Regions from separate parts of the Mus musculus genome. Here region 2 is linked to region 1. The links are chromatin loops, found by intact Hi-C in ENCODE. Cell type or tissue: left cerebral cortex. All regions are shown on one strand. Links, peaks and the distances in the headings refer to the core of each region. The heading gives the core; the rest is flanking DNA.

Region 1 (11,296 bases), core at 2,247-10,246:
ATGTGTGTGGTTTCATGTTTCAGCTTTGACATTCTGAATAGTTCCATGTGACATGATCAAAAAAAATGAATCACAATTTGCTTTTTCTCACATACTCAGTATGACTTTAGTTTGTGACCATGAGTGAAGCTTACTAATGGTCTTTGAAACAGACAATGAAGGTCAGTGCTTGTGGGTGGCAATCTGGATGATATAGCATCATGGGCAAAGTGATCAGTTCTGATAAATTCAGTAAGGGGGTGAGGATCCTGAGGAGACGAGGAGATCTATAACGTTACAAAAATAGATTCTAAGTGGCCACGACATTGTGAGCAGCAGCAGCCCTGCATGCTACCTTTTTCTTGCAATGAGAGATAAGAAATTATCTGGGAATGATGCTTTTGGCAATAAAGAACACAAAGAGATGGTTCTTGGACCTGAACAGGAAGAACTGGTGCCAGGACACTATGAAGAATCTTCAAAAGTATTGATTGGATAGTAAATAAATATGCAAATGTCTCCTCAAGGCTCATCATTCTGAATTCTTTGTCAATAAATTACTCTACCTCATAGAAGCCTATGAATTTTGTAGCAACGTAAGTTGCTTATATAGCTGGCTCCTCCAAAAGTACTTGCGCAGGTTTTCCATACAACATAGAGGTGATGCTAATCAAAACTTCAGGTCTTGTTGAGTTATAGCATTTAAATCTGGACTCCAGCCTTGAGAATTCAGGGTTTTTTTTTTTCATGATCTGTCTCAGTGTATATAAGGTAACTCCTCGTTTTTAGTCTATCAACTTCTGTTTTGTCATTTGCTTTTGAGCAGTAAAACACTTCAGGCTAATTGTGAAGCCTAGTTAACATGTCCCCTGCTTCCTAGTTCAAAGCTCCTATTCAATATCAGCGAATGACTTGTTACAATAAGGACAAGTGTTACCTTTGCTAACAAAGAGTACTAACTAACCTAGAGATCTTTGGAAGAGCCAATGTTTTCTGATTTTTCATAGATCTTTTTGGGAGCAATTTTGTTCCCCGTGTTTTCTTCTGTTCCTTTTGCTTTGTTGAGTTCTGACTTCCGTCTGGGATATAGAGTGGGTTCTTTTTGTTTCCCACCTCTTTAGGGCTCTGAATTTTCTCGGTCATTTGAGATTGCCCAACATGTTAGGAAGAGTCGGTTTCAGCAAAGGTAAATGAATACTACTGTTTTCGTTTCCAGATGCTTGGCGGGGGTGTGAGGAGAACTGCAAGCAGATCCCACCACCCAACACCGTCATTCTTCCCTCTTTCTGTGCAGGTGAGCAGATTGCCTGTATATTCTGAAGGTGCAAGTGGTGACAATCTAACGGTGGTGTGGCTGCCTCAGAATGAGTGGTTATCTTAAGAGGAAAAGGGATACTGTTCTTAGCCTCCCCAGGAAGTCACAACAAAATACTGTAGGCTGGATGGCTTTAACAGCTCAGATCTGAGATCAAGATGCTGTAAGTCAGGTTCTGGTGACAGGTCTCTTCCTTGTTTCCTTGCTAGCATTCCTTGGTGTAGGTGTGTGAACTCTGTTTCCCCCTTCTTATAAAGGCAGTAGTTTTATCAGATTGGACTGTCATGCTTGTGAGCTACTTAATATTAATGGTTCTCTACAAGGCCTATTTCTAGACATAACCACACTAGCAATTAAAGCTTTCACATGTAAGGTTGCAACAGCACACACTACGATCCGTGGCAACACTTACTAGATATATTCTGGAAGGCTTGAGAGCTGAATATTCAAGATGATCTGAAGTTGGGCCCATTTGGAATCATGACAGCTCCGGGAATAAACATCATACATAAGGCATATTTTGCTAGCACTGGCTGTGTGAACATTAAGCTGTGCTTCTTTTTACAGCTGTTTAAGGCCAGGGTTCAAATTTTCAGGAGGAGAGTGTAATTGGCCAGGCTTGGGCCATGCACTCTAATCGTAGCCTCTAAGCCAACCGACAATGTATTTTTTTGTTTGAGGCAATGCTGGGTTTTGACTGGCTGAGGTGGCTTGTGTGCATGCACATATATGGAGAAGGGTAGCCTTTTTAAAATCACACAGAATAGTTTTGTCTCTTCCAAGAGAGGTCTCTTTAGGTGGAGAAGAAAATACGTTTGATGAGCAGGTAAAAATCTATGTACATCTGCCAAGAGAGTGCCAGGATTTTATAGAAAAATGTTGAAGTATAGCATATTTGAAGGGAAATATTGTCAGGCTCAAGGAGTGGGAAGGTTGCTATGTAATGTCTGTCACCTTTACCTTTTCTTTTCAATGTGACAGTGGCACGAAGAATCAACCTTAGGTCTTCTGAATCTTCACAGGTTCACAGAGTTTATTTCCTAGGTAGATTAATTTCCAAAAGAAAAGAAAGAAAAAGGAGGAGAAGGGGAAGGAGACAGAGGGTGAGAAGAAGGAGAAGAGGAGGAGAGGGGGCCGGAAGAGTGCTTCCTAAGTCAGAATAAAGAAAATGTGCAGAGAAATCATGGTCAGCACCCTGCTCAGGTCCCATACAGCTCACTGAGCATGTGAGACAACACATTTCTCAGTTGTTTAAGCCATTTGACACAGGATCTCTTGTAACTTGTAGCTAAAACTATGTTAAAGCCAGGTACTATGCAAAGTAACTACTTTATCTACATTATCTCCCTTTATTTCCAGACAGCTGTAGAGGAAATAGTGTTAGTATTCCCCATTTTTGAGGAGCAAAAGAAAATGAAACAGCCTGGGGTGAAGAAAAGTGTGAGCAACTGGCTTAAGGCCACTTAGTCACTAGCCACAGTCATTGCTTAAGGCCACTGAGTAGTCACTAGCCACAGTCATTGCTTTTCCAAGCCTCTATGCAGCCGAGTATAAGTAAAGCCAAGTGTTTTCATGTTTCCTCAGGTTCCTGAGAAACTCAAACAGGAGCCTTGAAATCCAAGGTTTCCAATGACAACAACTCAGCCCTCGGTGGTCCTTGGGCCTAACTACTGGTTGACTTTCAGTTGCCACAAGTAGAAATTTCTTATCCTGCAGCTCAAGATAAGCAAATGACTGATGATCTATAGGTAAATACATCACCAGAAAAATTTCCCAAACTTTAAAAAGTGATTGATAATTTTTTAAATGAATCATTTCATTCATTTACATTTCAAATGATATCCCCCTCTCGGTTACCCCTCCACAAACCCCTCCATCCCATCCCCCCTCTATCCCCTTCCGTTTGCCTCTCTGAGGGTGCATATAAAGTAGTTACTTAGCACCCACTCCCTCCTCACCCCTTTAGCATCCCCTTATGCTGAGGCATCAAGCCTCCCTCCCATTGATGTCAGATAAGGCCATCCTCTGCTACATAAGCAGCTGGAGTCATGGATCCCCCCCCCATGTATATTCTTTGGTTTGTGGTTTAGTCTCTGGGAGCTCTGGGTGGTCCAGTTATTTGATATTGTTCTTCTGATGGGATTTTTCCCCTTCAGCTCCTTAAGTTTCAATTTTCTTAAGAACAGGCCTCGTTTTTGGAGAGGATTTGAAGTTCAAAGTCTCAAGGTGTCAAGTTGTCAACAAGCTACTGGTTAGGTTATGAGAAAAGCAAAAAAAGATTGTAGGTGGTCTCTCTTTGTCCTCTTGCCTATGATTTTACTCTATAAAGAAAAGGTGTGGACCATCAACATGCCACACTTGCCACCAAGCCTGATGACCTGAGTTTAATCCCTGGAATCTACATGATAAGAGAGGAGTTACTCCTTCAAGGTGTCCTCTGATGTATACAAACACTGAGGTAAATAAAATGTAAAAGAAAGAAAGAGAGAGAGAGAGAGACAGAGACAGAGAGAGAGAGAGAGAGAGACAGAGACAGAGAGAGAGAGAGAGAGAGAGAGAGAGAGAGAGAGAGAGAGAGAGAGAGGCATAGAGAGAAGCATAGAGAAACAGAGACTGGGCAACTGAATGCACTTGTAATTACAGCAGCCAGCAGACTGAAGTATAAGGACTGAGGGTTCTTGGGTCACATTAAGAAGATCCTTTTAAAAGGTTTTCATTTGGATCTCTTGATTTCGAGGCCAGCCTGGTCTATATAGTGAGTTTCAGGACAAGCCAGAGTTATGTTGAGAGACCTTGCCTCAAACAAACAAACAAACAAATGGAAGTTTTTTCATAGATCAGTTTTCAAGCCTTAAAAAAAAATGGGATTCATATGATTACCCCTCTGCTGCATTACTGAGTTGAATGAAAACTACTTCATTAGGGGTATGAAATAGTGAGCTGTTGCTACAAATTCAACATACTCAAGAACCATTATGTTTCATAATGGTAGCAGCTGACCTAGATTTAGTTGTTTCAGGCATCTCAGCTTCATGCCATAGGTCTAGCTGCATCACAGTACAAGGCAATAGTAAGGTATATTCCATGCATGTTCATTTTGGACTAAGTAGCAGCTATGGGCATATGGTGGGGGGAAGTTTTTCCTTCTGCAATGGAAGAAGGAGGAGAGGGCCAAGTCAATAGCATGTCTATTTCAAGCCCTTGCTTGCCTCACTTCTGCCAATAACCTGTTGGCCTAGCAGCTCACATGGCCAAATTCAAATCTGCAGAGAAAGGGACTGCCAAGATATATGGCAAAAAATATGGATTAAGACAAAAAGAGGGACTAGAGAGCTGGCTTAGCAGTTAAGAGTACTAGCTGCTGTTACATAGGACTGGATATCAGACCCCAGCACCCATGTTCACTCCAGCTAGAAGAGATTTAACATCATCTTACAGCCTCCACAGGCACACCTGACATACACATATATGGCATGCATACATATATGTGTGTGTGTGTGTGTGTGTGTGTGTGTGTGTGTGTGTGTGTGTGTGTATGTGTGTGTGTGTGTTCTGATGCTTATGTAGGCTTTTCCTAGCATTTCCTCTTTTCTCCAGTTAACCCTTCCACAACCCTCCTTTGGCCTTAAACAGCAGACAAAACCTATGATGTGTTCCAAGGCTCTTCTCCTTGAAGGCATCCCTACCACACAACTTTCCGTGTACCTTCTCTGCAGATTGAAATTATTCTCTTTTGTACAATAGATAGAAAACACAATACTTAGGCCTACTGAAGGAAAGTCATTATTTCACCTATCTATAGACTTCCTGTCCTCATTCACCAGGCTTGCAATGATGATGGTTGTGTATGCTTCCCATTACAGAGGTGAAATTCTTGGTAAATCTTCAATAAGTATGTCTTTTATTTACTTTATTTTTCAAAACAGGTTTTCTCTGTTCAGCTCTGGCTATTCTGGAACTCGCTCTAAAGTAGACCGGGCTAGCCTTGAACTCAGAGATCTGCCTGCCTCTACCTCCCAAGTGCTGGGAATAAAAGTATGAGCCACTGCTTGATCAATAGTAATTTCTTATAGTTTCTTAACATGTTTGCCATCTTATACTTGTGATATACATGTGATCCATATCAGACCAGCATCCTGGTACCTCAATACATGCCAAATATGAGAGTTCTAATTCATTCAATACTGGTTTTGAAACCAAGTGTTTATAAAGAAGAGGCTACTAGGCAACTCAGAACTTTTGCTCTGAAAGTAGAACTTTTGATTTGAAGACAAGAAAATCCAGGCTGAGCGAACTGTATTCTTTGAGCATGTAGTATTCTAATGACTGGCAAACAGTGATTCTAATTGGAATGTCCAACCCAGTCAGATGGTGCCCCATTCAGACTGGCTGCTCCAACTGGACTATAGAAAGAACTTGAAGGGATACCACCAAGACTGGTCTGCTCAGGTAAGAGTGTGGACTGCAGAGGCTAACAGCTTCTGGGTTAGGCGGAAGCCACAGAGCTTCTAGGGCATGCCAAATTTCAAACTCCAGACATCTGGGCACCTTTCCTGCCAGAGGAGAGGTGCCCACCCCGCCTGGGAGGGCTTCACCACAGCATTTGGGGGAGCCATCTTGGGTTCCCAGATTCCGCCAAGACTGGTCTGCTCAGGTAAGAGTGTGGACTGTAGACACTAACAGCTTCTGGGTCAGGCAGAAGCCACAGAGCTTCTAGGGCATACCAAATTTCAAGCTCCAGACATCGGGGCCCCTTCCCTGTCAGAGGAGAGGTGCTCACCCCGCCTGGGAGGGCTTCAACACAACATCTGGGGGAGCCATCTTGGGTTCCCGGATCCCTCCAAGACTACTCTGCACAAGTGAGAGTGTGGACTACAGAAGCTACACAGATTCTGGAACAAGCCCTGTTTCGGGCCTTTATCTTCTGCCAGGAGGCAGGTCCGAACATCAGATATCTGTCCACCTTCCCTAAAAGAGGAGAGCTTGCCTGCAGAGAGTGCTCTAACCACTGAAACTCAGGAGAAATCTAGTCTTTTAGGTCTGCTGATAGAGGCTAACAGAATCATGTGAGGAAAAATCTCTAACCAGAGACAACTATAACAACTAACTCCAGAGATTACCAGATGGCGAAAGGCAAATGTAAAAATCTTACTAACAGAAACCAAGACCACTTACCATCATCAAAACCTAGCACTCTCCCACCTCAGCTAGACCTGGATACCCCAACACACCTGAAAGGCTAGATCCAGATTTAAAAGCATAACTCATGATGATGGTAGAGGACATCAAGAAGGACTTTAATAACTCCCTTAAAGAAATACAAGAGAACACTGCTAAAGAGTTACAGGTCCTTAAAGAAAAACAGGAAAACACAATCAAACAGGTGATGGAAATGAACAAAACCATACTAGACCTAAAAAGGGAAGTAGACACAATAAAGAAAACCCAAAGTGAGGCAAAGCTGGAGATAGAAATACCAGGAGAAAAAAATCTGGAACCATAGATGCGAACATTAGTAACAGAATGCAAGAGATGGAAGAGAGAATCTTAGGTGCAGAAGATTCCATTGAGAACATGGGCACAACAATCAAAGAAAATGCGAAATGCAAAAAGATCCTAACTCAAAACATCCAGGAAATGCAGGACAGAATGAGAAGACCAAACCTACCTATGATGATGATAGAAGTAGATGAGAATGAAGATTTTCAACTTAAAGGGCCAGCAAATATGTTCAACAAAATTATAGAAGAAAACTTCCCAAACCTAAAGAAAGACATGACCATGAACATACAAGAAGCCTACAGAACTGCAAATAGACTGGACCAGAAAAGAAATTCCTCCTGACACATAATAATCAGAACAACAGATGCACTAAATAAAGATAGAATATTAAAAGCAGTAAGAGAAAAAGGTCAAGTAACATATAAAGGCAAGCCTATCAGAATTACACCAGAGACTATGAAAGCTAAAAGATCCTGGACAGATGGTATACAGACACTAAGAGAACACAAATGCCAGCCCAGGCTACTATACCCAGCCAAACTTTCAATTACCATAGATGGAGAAACCAAAGTATTCCATGACAAAACCAAATTCACACATTATCTTTCCATGAATCCAGCCCTTCAAAGGATAATAACAGAAAAAAAAATACAAGGATGAAAACCACGTAATAGAAAAAGCAAGAAAGTAATCCTTCAACAAACCTAAAAGAAGACAGCCACAAGAACAAAATGCCAACTCTAACAACAAAAATAATAGGAAGCAACAATTACTTTTCCTTAATATCTCTTAATATCAATATACTCAATTCCCCAATAAAAAGACATAGACTAACAGACTGGCTACACAAACAGAACCCAACATTTTGCTGCTTACAGGAAACCCATCTCAGGGAAAAAGACAGAAACTACCTCAGAGTGAAAGGCTGGAAAACAATTTTCCAAGCAAATGGTCTGAAGAAACAAGCTAGAGTAGCCATTCTAATATCGAATAAAATCGACTTCCAACCCAAAGTTATCAAAAAAGACAAGGAGGGGCACTTCATGCTCATCAAAGGTAAAATCTTCCAAGATGAACTCTCAATTTTGAATATCTATGCTCCAAATGCAAGGGCAGCCACATTGATTAAGGAGACTTAAGTAAAGCTCAAAGCACACAATGCACCTCACACAATAATAGTGGGAGACTTCAATACACCACTCTCATCAATGGACAGATCATGGAAACAGAAAATTAACAGGGACACAGTGAAACCAACAGAAGTTATGAAACAAATGGACTTAACAGATATCTACAGAACATTTTATCCTAGAACCAGAAGATATATCTTCTTCTCAGCACCTCATGGTACCTTCTCCAAAATTGACCATATAATTGGTCTCAAAACAGGCCTCAAAGATACAAAAATATTGAAATTGTCCCATGCATCCTATCAGATCCCCATGGACTAAGGCTGATCTTCAATAACAACATAAATAATAGAAAGCCAACATTCACGGGGAAACTGAACAACGCTCTTCTCAATGATACATTTGACAAGGAAGGAATAAAGAAAGAAATAAAAGACTTTTTAGAGTTTAATGAAAATGAAGCCACAACGTACCCAAACTTATAGGACACAATGAAAATATTCCTAAGAGGAAAGCTCATAGCTCTGAGTGCCTCCAAAAGGAAATTAGAGAGAGCACACACTAGCAGCTTGACAACACACGTAAAAGCTCTAGAACAAAAGGAAGCAAATTCACCCAAGAGGAGTAGACTGCAGGAAATAATCAAACTCAGGGGCGAAATCAACCAAGTGGAAACAAGAAGAACTACTCAAAGAATCAACCAAACTAGGAGCTGGTTCTTTGAGAAAATCAACAAGATAGATAAACACTTAGCCAGACTCACCTGAGGGCACAGGGACCACATCCTAATTAACATCAGAAATGAAAAAGGAGACATAACAACAGATCCTGGAGAAATTCAGAACACCATCAGATCCTTCTACAAAAGGCTATACTCAACAAAACTGGAGAACCTCGATGAAATGGACACATTTCTAGACAGATACTAGGTACCAAAGTTAAATCAGGATCAGGTTAATGATATAAACAGTCCTATATCCCCTAAAGAAATAGACGCAGTCATTAATAGTCTCCCAACCAAGAAAAGCCCAGGACCAGATGGGTTTACTGCAAAGTTCGATCAGACTTTCAAAGAAGATCTAATTCCAGTTCTTCACAAAATATTCCACAAAATAAGAAGAAGAAGGTACCCTACCCAATTCATTATATGAAGCCACAATTACTCTGATACCTAAACCAGAGGAAGACCCAACAAAGATAGAGAACTTAAGACTAATTTCCCTTATGAATATCTATGCAAAAATACTCAATAAAATTCTCGCTAACCAAATCCAAGAACATATCAAAACAATCATCCATCCTGACTAAGTAGGTTTCATTTCAGGGATTCAGGGATGGTTTGATATATGGAAATCCATCAACGTAATCCATTATATAAACAAACTCAAAGACAAAAAACCACATGATCATCTCCTTAGATGCTGAGAAAGCATTTGACAAAATCCAACACTCATTCATGATAAAAAGTCTTGGAAAGATCAGGAATTCAAGGCCCATACCTAAACATGATAAAAGCAATCTACAGCAAAGCAGTAGCCAACATCAAAGTAAATGGTGAGAAACTGGAAGCAATTCCACTAAAATCAGGGACTAGACAACGCTGCCCACTTTCTCCCTACCTATTAAACATTGTACTTAAAGTCCTAGCCAGAGTAATTAAACAACAAAAGGAGATCAAGTGAATACAAATTGGAAAGGAAGAAGTCAAAATATCACTTTTTGCAGATGATATGATAGTATATATAAGTGACCCTAAAAATTCCACCAGAGAACTCCTAAACCTGATAAACAACTTCAATGAAGTAGCTGGATATAAAATTACTCAAACAAGTCAATGGCCTTTCTCTACACAAAGGTTAAACAGGCTGAGAGAGAAATTAGGGCAACAACATCCTTCTCAATAGTCACAAATAATATAAAATACCTTTGCCTGACTCTGACTAAGGAAGTGAAAGATCTGTATGATAAAAACTTCATGTCTCTGAAGAAAGAAATTAAAGAAGATCTCAGAAGATGGAAAGATCTCCCATGCTTATGGATTGGCAGGATCAATATAGTAAAAATGGCTATCTTGCCAAAAGCAATCTACAGATTCAATGCAATCCCCATCAAAATTCCAACTCAATTCTTCAAGGAATTAGAAAGGGCCATCTGAAAAATTCATCTGGAATAACAAAAAATCTAGGATAGCAAAAACTCTCCACAAGGATATAAGCACCTCTGGTGGAATCACCATGCCTGACCTAAAGCTTTATTACAGAGCAATTGTGATAAAAACTGCATGGTACTGGAATAGCGACAGACAAGTAGACCAATGGAATAGAATTGATGACCCAGAAATGAACCCACACACCTATGGTCACTTGATCTTTGACAAGGGAGCTAAAACCATCCAGTGGAAAAAAGACAGCATTTTCAACAAATGGTGCTGGCACAACTGGTGTTTATCATGTAGAAGAATGGGAATTGATCCATTCCTATCTCCTTGTACTAAGGTCAAATCTAAGTGGATCAAGGAACTCCACATAAAACCAGAGACACTGAAACTTATAGAGGAGAAAGTGGGGCACAGGGGAAAAATTCCTGAATAGAACAGCAATGGCTTGTTCTGTAAGATCGAGAATTGACAAATGGGACCTCATAAAATTGCAAAGCTTCTGTAAGTCAAAAGATACCATCCTTAAGACAAAAAGGCCACCAACAGAATTGGAAAGAATCTTTACCTATCCTAAATCAGATAGGGGACTAATATCCAATATATATAAAGAAGTCAAGAAGGTGGACTCCAGAAAATCAAATAACCCCATTAAAACTGGGGCTCAAAGCTAAACAAAGAATTCTCAGCTGAGGAATACTGAATGTCTGAGAAGCACCTGAAAAAAAATATTCAGCATCCTTAATCATCAGGGAAATGCAAATCAAAACAACCCTGAGATTCCACCTCACACCAGTCAGAATGGCTAAGATTAAAAATTCAGGTGACAACAGATGCTGGCGAAGTTGTAGAGAAAGAGGAACACTCCTCCATGGCTGGTGGAATTGCAAGCTTGTACAACCACTCTGGAAATCAGTCTGGCGGTTCCTCAGAAAATTGGACATAGTACTACCGGAGGATCCAGCAATACCTCTCCTGGGCATATATCCAGATGGTGTCCCAACCGGTAAGAAGGACACATGTTCCACTATGTTCATAGCAGCCTTATTTATAATAGCCAGAAGCTGGAAAGAACCCAGATGCCCCTCAACAGAGGAATGGATACAGAAAATGTGGTACACGTACACAATGGAGTACTACTCAGCTATTAAAAAGAATGAATTTATGAAATTCCTAACCAAATGGATGGACCTGGAGGGCATCATCCTGAGTGAG
Region 2 (11,296 bases), core at 2,198-10,197, 420 kb after region 1:
GGAAATTTCCACAGCTGATAAAATACTTTCAGCAAAAGTAGCTGGGTATACAATTAACTCACAAAAGTTAGTAGCCCACCTATGTACAAATGATAAATAGACTGAGAAAGAAATCATGGAAACAACACCATTCACAATAACCTCAAATAATTAAACTATCATAGGGGTAAGTCTAACCAAACAAGTGATTTGTATGATAAAAACGTTCAGAAATTGAAGAAAGATGTTGAAAAGGATATCAGAAGATGGAAAGATCTATGCTCATGGATCTATAAGACTAATATAGTAAAAATAAACATCCCACCAAAATCAATCTACAGATTCAATGTAATACCCATCAAAATTCCAACACAGTTCTTCACATATCTTGAAAAGACCATTTCCAGCTTTATATGGAAACAGACAAACAAACAAACAAATAAGAATCCCAGCTAAAACCATCCTAAATTTAGAAAAAAAATACTGGAGATATCGCCATCCCCAATTCCAAGTTTTGCAATGGAAGTATAGTAATAAAAACACCATAGTATTGGTATAAAAACAGGTAACATCAATCAACAGCAACTAATTGAACACCCAGACATAAATCCACATACCAATGGATACCTGATTTTTTTTTAATAAAGAAGCCAGAAATTCACACTGGAGAAAAGACAGCTTCTTCAACAAATGGTTCTGGTCAAAGTGGATGGCTGCATGTAGAAGAAATAGAATAGATTCATCTTTACCCTGCACAAAACTCAACTCCAAATGGATCAAAGACTTCAAAATAAAACCAGATTCAGTGAACTTAATAGAGGAGCAATTGATAAATAGCCTAAAACTAATAGGCACTGAAAATGACTTCCTGAACAGAACACTGTTCGTTAACACAGGCACTAAGAGCAACAATTAGTAAATGGGATCTCATGAAGATGAAAAGGTTCTGTAAGGCAAAGGATGCCATCATTTATACAAAGCTGCAACTTCAGGAATGGGAAAAAAATTTTGTATCAACTACATAATAGGTGCAGGACTAGTATCCAAAATATATAAAGAACTCAAAAATATTTGATATCAAGGAAACAATAACCCAATTAAAAATGGAGTACAGATCTAAACAGAGCTCTAAAGAGAGGAACCACAAATGGCTGAGTTTAAAGAAAAGTTCATCATCCCCAGTCATCAGGGAAATGCAAATCAAACTGCTTTGAGATTTCATCTTACACCTGTCAGAATGGCGAAGGTCAGTACCACATGTGGCAGCCCATCCTGGGAAGGATTTGGTGTAAGGGGAACACTCATCCATTGCTTGTGGGAGTGAACACTTGTACAGCCAATATGGAAATCAGTGTGGCATTTCCTCAGGAAGATAGGAATTGAGCTACATCAAGATCTACCTATATGACTCTTCTACATATACCCAAAGATCAATTCATCATACAACTTGCTTAACCATGCTCATCGTTGCTCTATTATTAATAGCCAGAAATCGGAAACAGCCAAGATTTCTCTCAAGAGATGAATGGATAAAGAAAATGTGGTATATTAACACGTGGGAATATTTCCCAGCCATTAAATGAAATCGTGAATTTACATTATAATAGATTGATAGAACTAGAAAAAAATCATCCCAAATGAGGTAACCTAGACTCAGAAAGACAATTATGGTATGTATTCACTTATATGTGACTATATAATAATATATATTATTACGTTAAGTCAATAATAACCAAGACACAATCTGTAGAACCACTGAAGTTAGGTATAGAGCAAGGGACTGGAGCGTGGGGACTAAAGATAGATCTCCCTAGGAATAGGAAATAGAATAGTTGTGAATTGGTGTGGTTGGGGGCAAACTGGAATAGAAGGGTAGAGTGGAGAGGCAGAGAGAAGAGGGAGTTGAGGAAGGGAATATGGAGAGAATTAAAATATAGAGCTATTTGAGGGGTAGTATGGGAATCGAATACAGTAGAAGTCTCCAAATACATGCACATATATGAGTGTGATCTAAATGAAACTGACAAATAAGCAGGGGGGTGAAGGGAGGGCACAGATTCCCAACTAGCCATCTTTTGTCACTAAATACAGCTTTCTGTACTGGGATAGTGTTACATTTAATTGCATTGTTGGCCAAAGGGGAACCCTCAAACAATTCAGGATGTTGCCAAGGCTATATAGGTTTCTCTCCGAAAACTGATGGCAAGCCCCCACTGCTGAATATAACATCTACACAACTCAGTTGAACATGGAGACATCATGCTGATGCTTACAAAGAGCCTTCAATCCTAGGTGCTAGCATCTTTCACTCAGGGTACCAAGAGGTACAGGTACTGTGCACACTACTAAAGGAGAGACATGAACAACAACTCAGCCACAGCCCCTTTCATCTGCAATGGTGTTCTACCTGCAAGACATTCGAATACAATGATGACACACTGTGGGAGTAACCAACCACTATCTAATTTGACTTAAAGCCTACTGCAGGAGATGGAACTCATATCCAACTCTGCCTGAGTGACCAAGAGCTTGAGACTAGGTATCCCAGGTACCTAGGATAAAACCAAATATTACTGGTCCAAAAAAAAAAAAATAGAGGCACAATGACTCCCAATGACATTCTGCTATACTCATAGATGGGTGACTTATTCAGCCATCATCAGGGAGCATTTCTCCTGCAACAGATGGGAACAAATACAGAAAGCCACAGGCAGACATTACACACAGGGATCTTGTAACACCCTGCTCTAAATGGGATGTCTCCATCAAATTTCTTCCCTCAGAACTCGGGGAACTCGTGGGAGAGAAGGCGGAAAGAGCTAGAGGAGATGGAGGACATCAAGAAATCAAGGCCCTTTAAATCAACATGAGTGGTGATCATATAGACTCAGGGAGATTGAGACAGCTTATACATGGCCTGCACAGATATGCACTAGGAAGGGTCCTAAAACTAAAAGTAGAAGTGGATACAAGCCCCACCCCTAAACCTAGAAGCTATGTCCAATGGATAACCACTTGCAAATTTAAATCTAGTTCCTCCAAGGGAAACAAACTACTCTTAAGGGTAGGCTAGGTGCCCAGCAGTAGATGGTCAACAGAAATTCAACTTAACAGCATCTTTGGGGGCTCCTTGTCTCATAATCTTGTTTCATGGCTAGTTCTCTCACCCTTTTAATTTTATCCTATTTTTTGTTGCTTTTATACACACACACACACACACACACACACACACACACACACACACACACACACACACACATATATATATAGAGAGAGTCTCATTTTATTCTACAGGTCTATTGTGTATATATCAGGACTTCCTTTTTAGTATTTTAATGGGATTCCTGAATGTGTTAAGTAAGTGGGTCTCAGTTTCTTGAGCCTTGTCTTGGACTCTTTTCTTTCTGTTTGTTTTGTCTAATTACTATGTGTTAGTTTTTTGTTTTATTTTATTATTATCCCATAGAAGCCTTTCTCTCTCTCTCTCTCTTTATTTTTCTAATGAGAGACAGAAAGCAGTTGATTCTGGATGGGATAGGGAGTATGGAGGAGTTAGCAGAAGTAGAAATGGAGGGGAAAGCCTAATGAGGATATATTATTTAAGGAAAAATCCCAATTTTCAATAGAAAGAAAAAAAGAAAAGAAAAGAAAGCTTTTAACAGGTGAGGAGAGAAGGCAAAATAGTCCAGACAATGGAGCTAGCAGGGCAGAGAATGGAAGCTTGATCTAGGGACTCTTGCTGACTCTACCCATGCATGCATTGTTAGTCTAAACATTCCCCAGTCTCCCAAGAGCCACCCAATCCTTCTTGCATTTATTATGTGTGCAAATGTTTTGCCTGCATTTGTGTTCATGTGCCACATGCATGCCTGGTACCTATGAAAGTCAGAAGAGGGCTTTGGATTCCCTGGAATCAGAGTTCTGAATGGTTCTGAGCCACCCCTGGGAATTGAGTCCTGTTCCTCTGCAACAGCAACACATGCTTTTACCTTATGAACCATCTATGTAGACCATTTGCATTTCTTTGTTACCACTGTGTCCCTTTATCTCAGCTTCCACTGCTTGGTTTCTTTTTCCACCTTCTAATTTCAGTACTGGCATGTTCAGTGAGTACTAACACAGCACATTCACGGACACCTTTGTACCAAATAGTCTACTCCTCGATGAGCCTTTTCTTCTGCATCCATGATCTTAGTCACTCTGTTTGTGACTCTTGGACACTTTCTGCACTCTTCCTTGTTATCCCCAGTCTTCCTACACTGTTACTATTTCCTTCTATTTCTTCAGTTACATATTCATATTTTCAATACTTTTAAAGATGAGTAATAATGGTGTCCATGTTTTTGTGAAATGCTGCTAGTCCATCTCCTTTTCCATTCTCCTCATGTTCCCAGAAAGCTCAATATATACCTGCCCTTTCCCAACTCTAATGCCCATTCCTCCTGCTAATTTCTTGTAATCTAATTCTACTTCTTCATGATCAATCTTTCCCTCATACTGCCTGGCTGGCTGCTTCAAGGGCTTACCAGGGACCATCTATGCATTTACCAGTCCTGTGTCAATTGACTGTACAAATGCTTCTACTCATCTCTGATCCATTTTTCTTCCACAGCAGTAAAGGGCTGTATTGACTCCAGTCACTAAACATCTGTTGCTACCCTCGCTTTGCTGTATGTTCATGCTAAGAAAGTGCAAATAATGTCCCCTTTTTTCTTTAAAGCATTTATCCATCAGCACCAATGTCTATGGAGATCTGATTGTGTCAGAGTAAAAGTCCATGTACCATGGACTCTTGGGAAGATGCATAGGGTGTGAGTAATTGAATGTGGGGGTTGATGGGTCTTTAGTGGTGAGTGTTGGTGTTTTGTGGAAAATGGTTGCCAGGCACTCATTGAGTTGAGTCAACTAGCCTAGTAAAGTAAGAAGGTGAGTGAGATGATCAGTCCAAGAGGCCATAGGGGGAAAAAACTAGAACTAGTGGGCAGAGGTAGACATGAAGCTAGAAGAGAAAAAAGCCCTGAAGGAAGAAACCACTTGTTTCCTTCTACCTCCTACTCTGCACCATCACAAGAAGAATGGCTTGGAAGGAGAGGTCTGTTCTGGTCCCTCTGCTGTTTAGAAGCTCTCAGTTGCTCTAAGAGTGCCTGCATGATAAAGCATAGCACAATCTGAGCATAAGGCACTGCCAGGCCTAACTGTTCATACCTCCTTGTTTATCAAGCCTGCCAGGCAGGCAGTGTCACTCTAAGCCAGTTAGTTGTTCTTGACCTTGAGCTTGGGAAATGTATGGGGGCATTGCTAATGCACAGATGGTAGGGCCCCAGCCTAGATGTTTCTCATTTCCCAGGTTTGTGGTAGAGTCAGAAAAATTTAAAGGCCTAACAAATTTCTGGGGATGTTGCTGATAGATACTGGAAGGCAACATTAGAAAGTTTTTGAATATGTGATCACCAAAACTTAATTCAAAGTCAAATGTGTAATAAGTGTGGGGTATTTCTAACAGTGCTGCTCTTGTTGGCTCATGCATCTTTACTGTAGCCTTGGTTCTAAACATACTGGAGGTGAACTTTGTCTGGTGTGTAACTGTATGTCAGGTAAAGCCAGTGACAACTATCAGAACACCTCGGCTCACACTCAAGACTATTATGTTATGAATTGCATTGTTGGTTGTGTATACACAAAAAATTCTTCTATTATGGAAACATAATGATTTGATTACAGAAAACAGATTTTTAATATTTTTCGACTGTCATTCCTCTACACATAAGTAGCAAACGAGTGTATTTTTTAAAATGCCATTGTGTTAGAATGTTTGAATGTAAAAATTGCTATTTGAGCTGATGAGTTAAAGTTTTATTAGTAGTAAATGTTTCATTGGTGTGCCTATCTTAGCAACCGTGTCCTCAATATCAGTGTCCCCCTCTCCCGACTCTGCCTCTGCTAGCAATATTTCATCTTGTCTGGGGAGAAAGTTCTAGAAAACTTCTAGACCAATTTTCCTCAGTGGCTCCACATCCTGATTCCAGTCTATCTCTTAGCAGCTATCGGGCACCTCTGATAAAGCAAGCACTAAACTAAATTTGACTTGAGAAGACAATCCAGAGAGCATATAAAAGTGTTGAACCCTTGACGTGTGTGTGTGTGTGTGTGTGTGTGTTCTGTGTTAATATGCTGATGTTCCTGCTGCCCATTCTGGGGACAACCCTGGGTGGTCTGAAGGCTCCCAGGGAAGGAGAATCTAAGAAGGTGAGAACCTGCAGCTCTAATCACAAGTCTGAAGAGGAAGAGTGAATGATTCAGAGACTGATGGTTAACAGTATTGATGCATCAGTATTCCCTCTACCTCCACCATACATTTTTTAATTGCCACAGGACAACTCTCTCTCTGTCTCTCTCTCTCTGTCTCTCTCTGTGTCTCTCTGTGTATTTCTGTCTCTCTCTGTCTCTCTCTCTGCCTCTCTCTCTCCTTCTCTCTCTCTCTCTCTCTGTCTCAGTTCTGGGCTGCGTCCAGCAAATATGAGATGCTTGTTTCTGGATGAGTGAAATGAGTGCCTGTGTGTCCAATTTGTTTTTTTGCTCCCAAGTTTATTTAAACAGAAAAGGCCGTGACAGATAACATCTGTGCCATATACATTTGTCACATTTATGTCACGTTTCTGTTAACACACCGCTTTTGGAAGCACATTTCATAGTTGTCCATCATCTCCTGTTGTCCTCCCATTTTTATCTGATCAATTAGGAAGTAGATTTTGAGCAGCCAGCCATTAGGCAGCGAGCCCTGTATTTACCCACCTGACAGAACCTGAACCTGGGCATTTCTAAACAATGATTTTAAAAACTAAGATATGAACTTTATGTGGACATCAATTTCCCTAAAATAAACTTTAAAATTAAAAACGAAAAAAGAGACCATAAAACTAGAATAATAGAGACTTTTTGTTTTTTAAACTTACACTTGGCTTTTTTTTTCAACTTACAGCAACAATAGCTAGCACCATTTTGCCATCTAGTGTTGTTGGTCAGTATTACCTTTGGCAGAAGCAATGAGCACTTTTCTTCTCTGGCTTTTTCGAGTCTATTGACCTCACAAAGTCCAGTGCTGCAGTACTTAACTTTACTTTGAATACCTTAGATACTATTTGAAAAAAAATCAATCTTCCTTCCTATTGTTCTCTTCGCACTGTCTAATAAACAGCCAAGTCGTCCTAATTCAGATTACTTCACAGTTGGTGCCCTTAGAACGGAACCCTGCCATGTGTTATTAAAGTGGTGTGTGCCTGCAGTCCACGAGCTCAAGACACTGAGGAATGGTGAGCTTGAGGCTAGCCTGAAGTACATAAACAGTGAGACAGTGCCATAAAAAAACCACAATGGCCCCTTCTTGGATGGAGCTCCATGCTACATCTCTTGCTTAGAATGTTTAAGGACCACAGCGAACACACACACACGCACGCGCACGCGCACGCGCACGCGCACGCGCGCACACGCACACGCACACGCACACGCACACGCACACGCACACACACACACAGGGGGGGTAGAGGTACCTCTCACTCCATCTGCTGGGAGATTCCTTCCAAGATGGAAGAATCTGTGGAAGAGCTAACAGAGCAACTGAGAACAATCTTTGTCTCAGGTATAACTGACAGAAGACTGAGCATGGCTTTTGAAGTAGATCCCATCAGGACTCAAGTCCCTCATCCGCACTCTGCTAGCTGGAGGTGTTTGAGCAAGTCACATGGCCTTTCTGGACTTCACTTCCCTCGTTTGTCTAACTGGGATGATAACACTAAAATAACCTACGTTGCCTGCACCAACTTCAAATTCCTGGCCTTAAGAGAGCCTCTTGAATAGTTGGGCTTGCAGTCATTTACCACTGTGCCAGTCCAGACCATTGCTCGAGTCTTTCACTCATGGCTTAATATTTGCATGATTCCAAAGCATATTTCTTAATATTCTTTTCATCTCGATTGCAATGATTGCAATATGTGTTGGTTCATAAATACCTCAGACTTAGCCTATTGGACACTCAGAGAAGATTATTTTAGCACACTTTCCTGCTATATAACAAAATCCAGTAATAATCATGAAATGAAACTAATAACTGTAGTGACCCAAAAAACCCCACAGATCATGAAAATATTTTGTTTTATTGAACATTTATGTCAGTCAAAAGCAAAAGAAAATAAAAGCAACTATTACCATGAAAGGAAAAGAAATTGGATTAATTTTTTACTTATATGGATATATTTTTAAAGAGAAATAGCCTATATAAGTTGAAATTATCCCACTGAGGGAACATTGCAGAGTTCCAGGGTTGATTCGCAAGTAGGAAGACAGATCTAAGCATCTCCAGTGCTGTTCCTTCCTTCTACAGTCATTGTACTCATTCCTATCCTGTGAGTTATCACCTTCTAGGTCCCTCTTCTGCCCACTTGGAGCCTGTTCCCATCCTCTGATAAATATGTATTTATGAGCACATGATTTTGAACCTTCAGGTGATGAATGAACGGCAGTTAACTGGCAACTGCAATGTTTTACATTATTTTAAGACAAATAATCAGTAACTTGGACCTTCATTCAGAAACACGGCTGCTCTCTAGAATCCCTCTCAAAATGTTTTTCAGTATCAAAAGGAAGGATTGTTCTGAGCTGTGCCAGCACATGGCCATGGGGGTGCCACCTGGGTGCTGTTTGGCAAAACTGTCACTTGCTTCTTGGTTCTCAGATCTGTCCCCTGTCCTTAAAATACTCCACTGTGTGTCACAAAACACTCCATTTACCTGGCCTCTGGCAGGTTAGGCCAGTGGAGGGCAGACCAAAAGAGTAGAGGGAAAATGGAGGGAAGAGGCCTGGCTGTCTCTCTACCCTCTCACTGCCTCAGGCAGCTACTCCGCAGAGACAGATTTCCTGAAAAGTTAATGAAGCTGAGGCTCCAGGGCCTCTCACTTGCTCAGGCCTCTGCCAATGTCCTGTGTGCATACTTTTGAACAGCTTTATTGAAATATAATTTACGTGCCATAAAATTCACCCATTGTGAGTATATGGTTCAATGGTTTTTACTAAATTTATCGAGTTGTACAACCATCACCACCATCCAGTTTTAAAATACTTCCATCGCCACCACCCCCCACCAAGTTCCCCCGTGTCTGTTTTCAGTCAATCCTGGCTCCCAAGGCAAAGCTCTAGTAACCACTAATTTGCTTTCTGTCTCTATGGATTTGCTTATCGCAAACACTCACATCAATGGCACCGTAGTATGTGGTCTTTTGTAACCAGTTTCCTTCACTGTGCCAAGTAGTTTTTGAGGTTCATCCATGTGGTAGTGGACAGCAGTATAAAATTGCCAAATACGGTTTCATTGGTTGGATATTTGTTTTATTAATGTGGTCATCAGATGAAAGATATATGTCTGACTTTGCACGTAGAAATTTGTGTCTTTTCTAAAGAACAGCCTGGAGCTCCCCCCACCTCTGTGTCTCTAGCCTTGTGGCACGTAGCCTCAGAGAGAAGCTCTGATGATTCCTGCTTCTAAGTATCAGTCCACTGTCCCTCAACATGGGGTGGACTTAGAGACTTCACCCTACCAAAGAGATTGTGCCTCAAAATTTGGGATGTTCAGAGGGGCATGGTGGCTCATGCCTTTGATCCCAGCGCTCTGGAGGCAGAGGCAAATAGATCTCTGTGAGTTCGAGGCCAGCCTGGTTTACAAAGTGTGTTCCAGGATAGTCTGGGCTACACAGAGAAACCCTGTCTCAAAACAATACCAAAACAAACAAATAAACAAAGCCACTGCTGAGCTTGCAGATAGCACAGCCACAGTTCTGAGAGGCGATGAGGAAATGACTGAGCGGCGTTCTCGTCATCCTTTATGGCACGAGCATTATGGAGCAGAGATAGATATGTGAACAACAATGTGTACTCTCCAATGGCAACCGCTATCCTTGGCATTCCCCTTTGACGCAGTCAAAATAGGTAGTGTAGGTGTATGAAGAGGGAAGGCTAGGATCCTGATCATATGAGGTCCACCCTCCCTTCTGTGGGGCTCAAGTAGCGTCACTGAGGGATCCATGCTACATATACTCTGGCTTGCCTGCTGTGGGAATAGATGTAAGGCCCCATTAGGTTACACCACCAGTTTGTGCAGACTGCAGTTAAGTCAGTAGACGTAGACTGGTACACTAGGAAGTCCAGGGACTCCTTGTCCCCTGTGGTTGATAAAGAACCTGTTCTTCTCTAGACTAGTCTAGGAAAGCAGAAAAAGAAGCCCTTGGCACTGGCTGCTTGTCTTTCCATCCCTGTCTTGGTGTGGAGGAGGGGCTGGTGACTAGGGAAATTCTTTTCATTGGAAATTGTTTTTGCTTTCAGCCCTCAGCACTATTATTGTTTCTGCTGGGTGGAGGCCCAAGGGTAAACAGACCATCGAGAAAGCTCCATGGTATCACTTGGTCCCTTTTGGGCTGAGTGGTCCATGCCAGCAGCAATCATTCTTTGCTTACACCCTGTGGTCCATTGCTCCCCGCAGCTTCTCCTTTCCTCCTGTGTGATTTCATGGATCAGCACCTTCGGCCCCATCCCCCAGTACTGACAGAGGCCTTGGCAGCTTCCTTGGACACAAGTGGGCTCGGTAGCTCTCCCTGAGTTGCAGAGGTGATGGATTGCCTTGGAGTTATCATGCCTTTCTCATCGCTGCAGACACCCAGCTGACAGAGGGACAGACAGAATGTTGGCAATAGGTGAGCCTGATGTCAGAAACCCTGTATGCAGTTTGTTTCTGAGAGCACAGACTGAATAGTGAAGAAGGGCATACAAAGAAGGAAATTGGGAATCAAATGGCTGGGAGGATTACAAGATTGATTTCACTCTTGCTGCAACTGTCAGCTGCTTGGGGAATCTGAGCCCAGGCTTCAGCTAGAGCTGAGGAGAAGTTAAAGACAATGGCTAATAAGAAAAATGCTCCATCCCCCCCCCCCCACGTGCCTTCTAAGGACCACTGCAGTTTGCTCTTGCTGGAATAGATTTCACGGAGCCACTCAGTATTGAGTCTCATCATTTACATCTTCATTAAATATTAATCTGCTCTCCTGTAATTGTTCATTGCTTTTAAACCTACACTGGATTGTGTGGAACTGTGCTGAGTCTTCATCTCTGCTTTGGGTCCCCTGATCTCATTGGGATGTCACCATCAAACTCAGTCCAATGCAGGGGACAAGCACAAAAGTACACGAGTCACTCAATGCCCACTAGTGTGTCTGATGGTTATTACTGGTATGATCACAGGACATTATGTATTTTTTCAAGGGCTTTGCCAGTGAAT

The links. Hi-C counts contacts between places; a loop is a spot of excess contacts. Peaks named below come from ENCODE experiments on the same cell type or tissue, not always from the same donor. Only the 100,000 strongest peaks of a DNase experiment are listed, where the experiment ranks them.
Region 2: a loop joins it to region 1, with 7 times the contacts of the local background. A loop is called at or near these places in 4 of 42 quality-filtered maps.

Annotation. Positions count from the first base shown.
Region 1 is chrX:11,068,084-11,079,379 of GRCm38, reverse strand. No RefSeq gene overlaps it. Among named protein-coding and RNA genes, the nearest start is that of Gm39494, 82 kb to the right of the region's middle. In left cerebral cortex, for the core only: no CTCF peak of the experiment used is centred there; no DNase peak of the experiment used is centred there.
Region 2 is chrX:10,646,777-10,658,072 of GRCm38, reverse strand. No RefSeq gene overlaps it. Among named protein-coding and RNA genes, the nearest start is that of Mid1ip1, 65 kb to the left of the region's middle. In left cerebral cortex, for the core only: a CTCF peak has its summit at 6,989 (motif pointing left); DNase peaks (open chromatin) are centred at 7,005 and 7,407.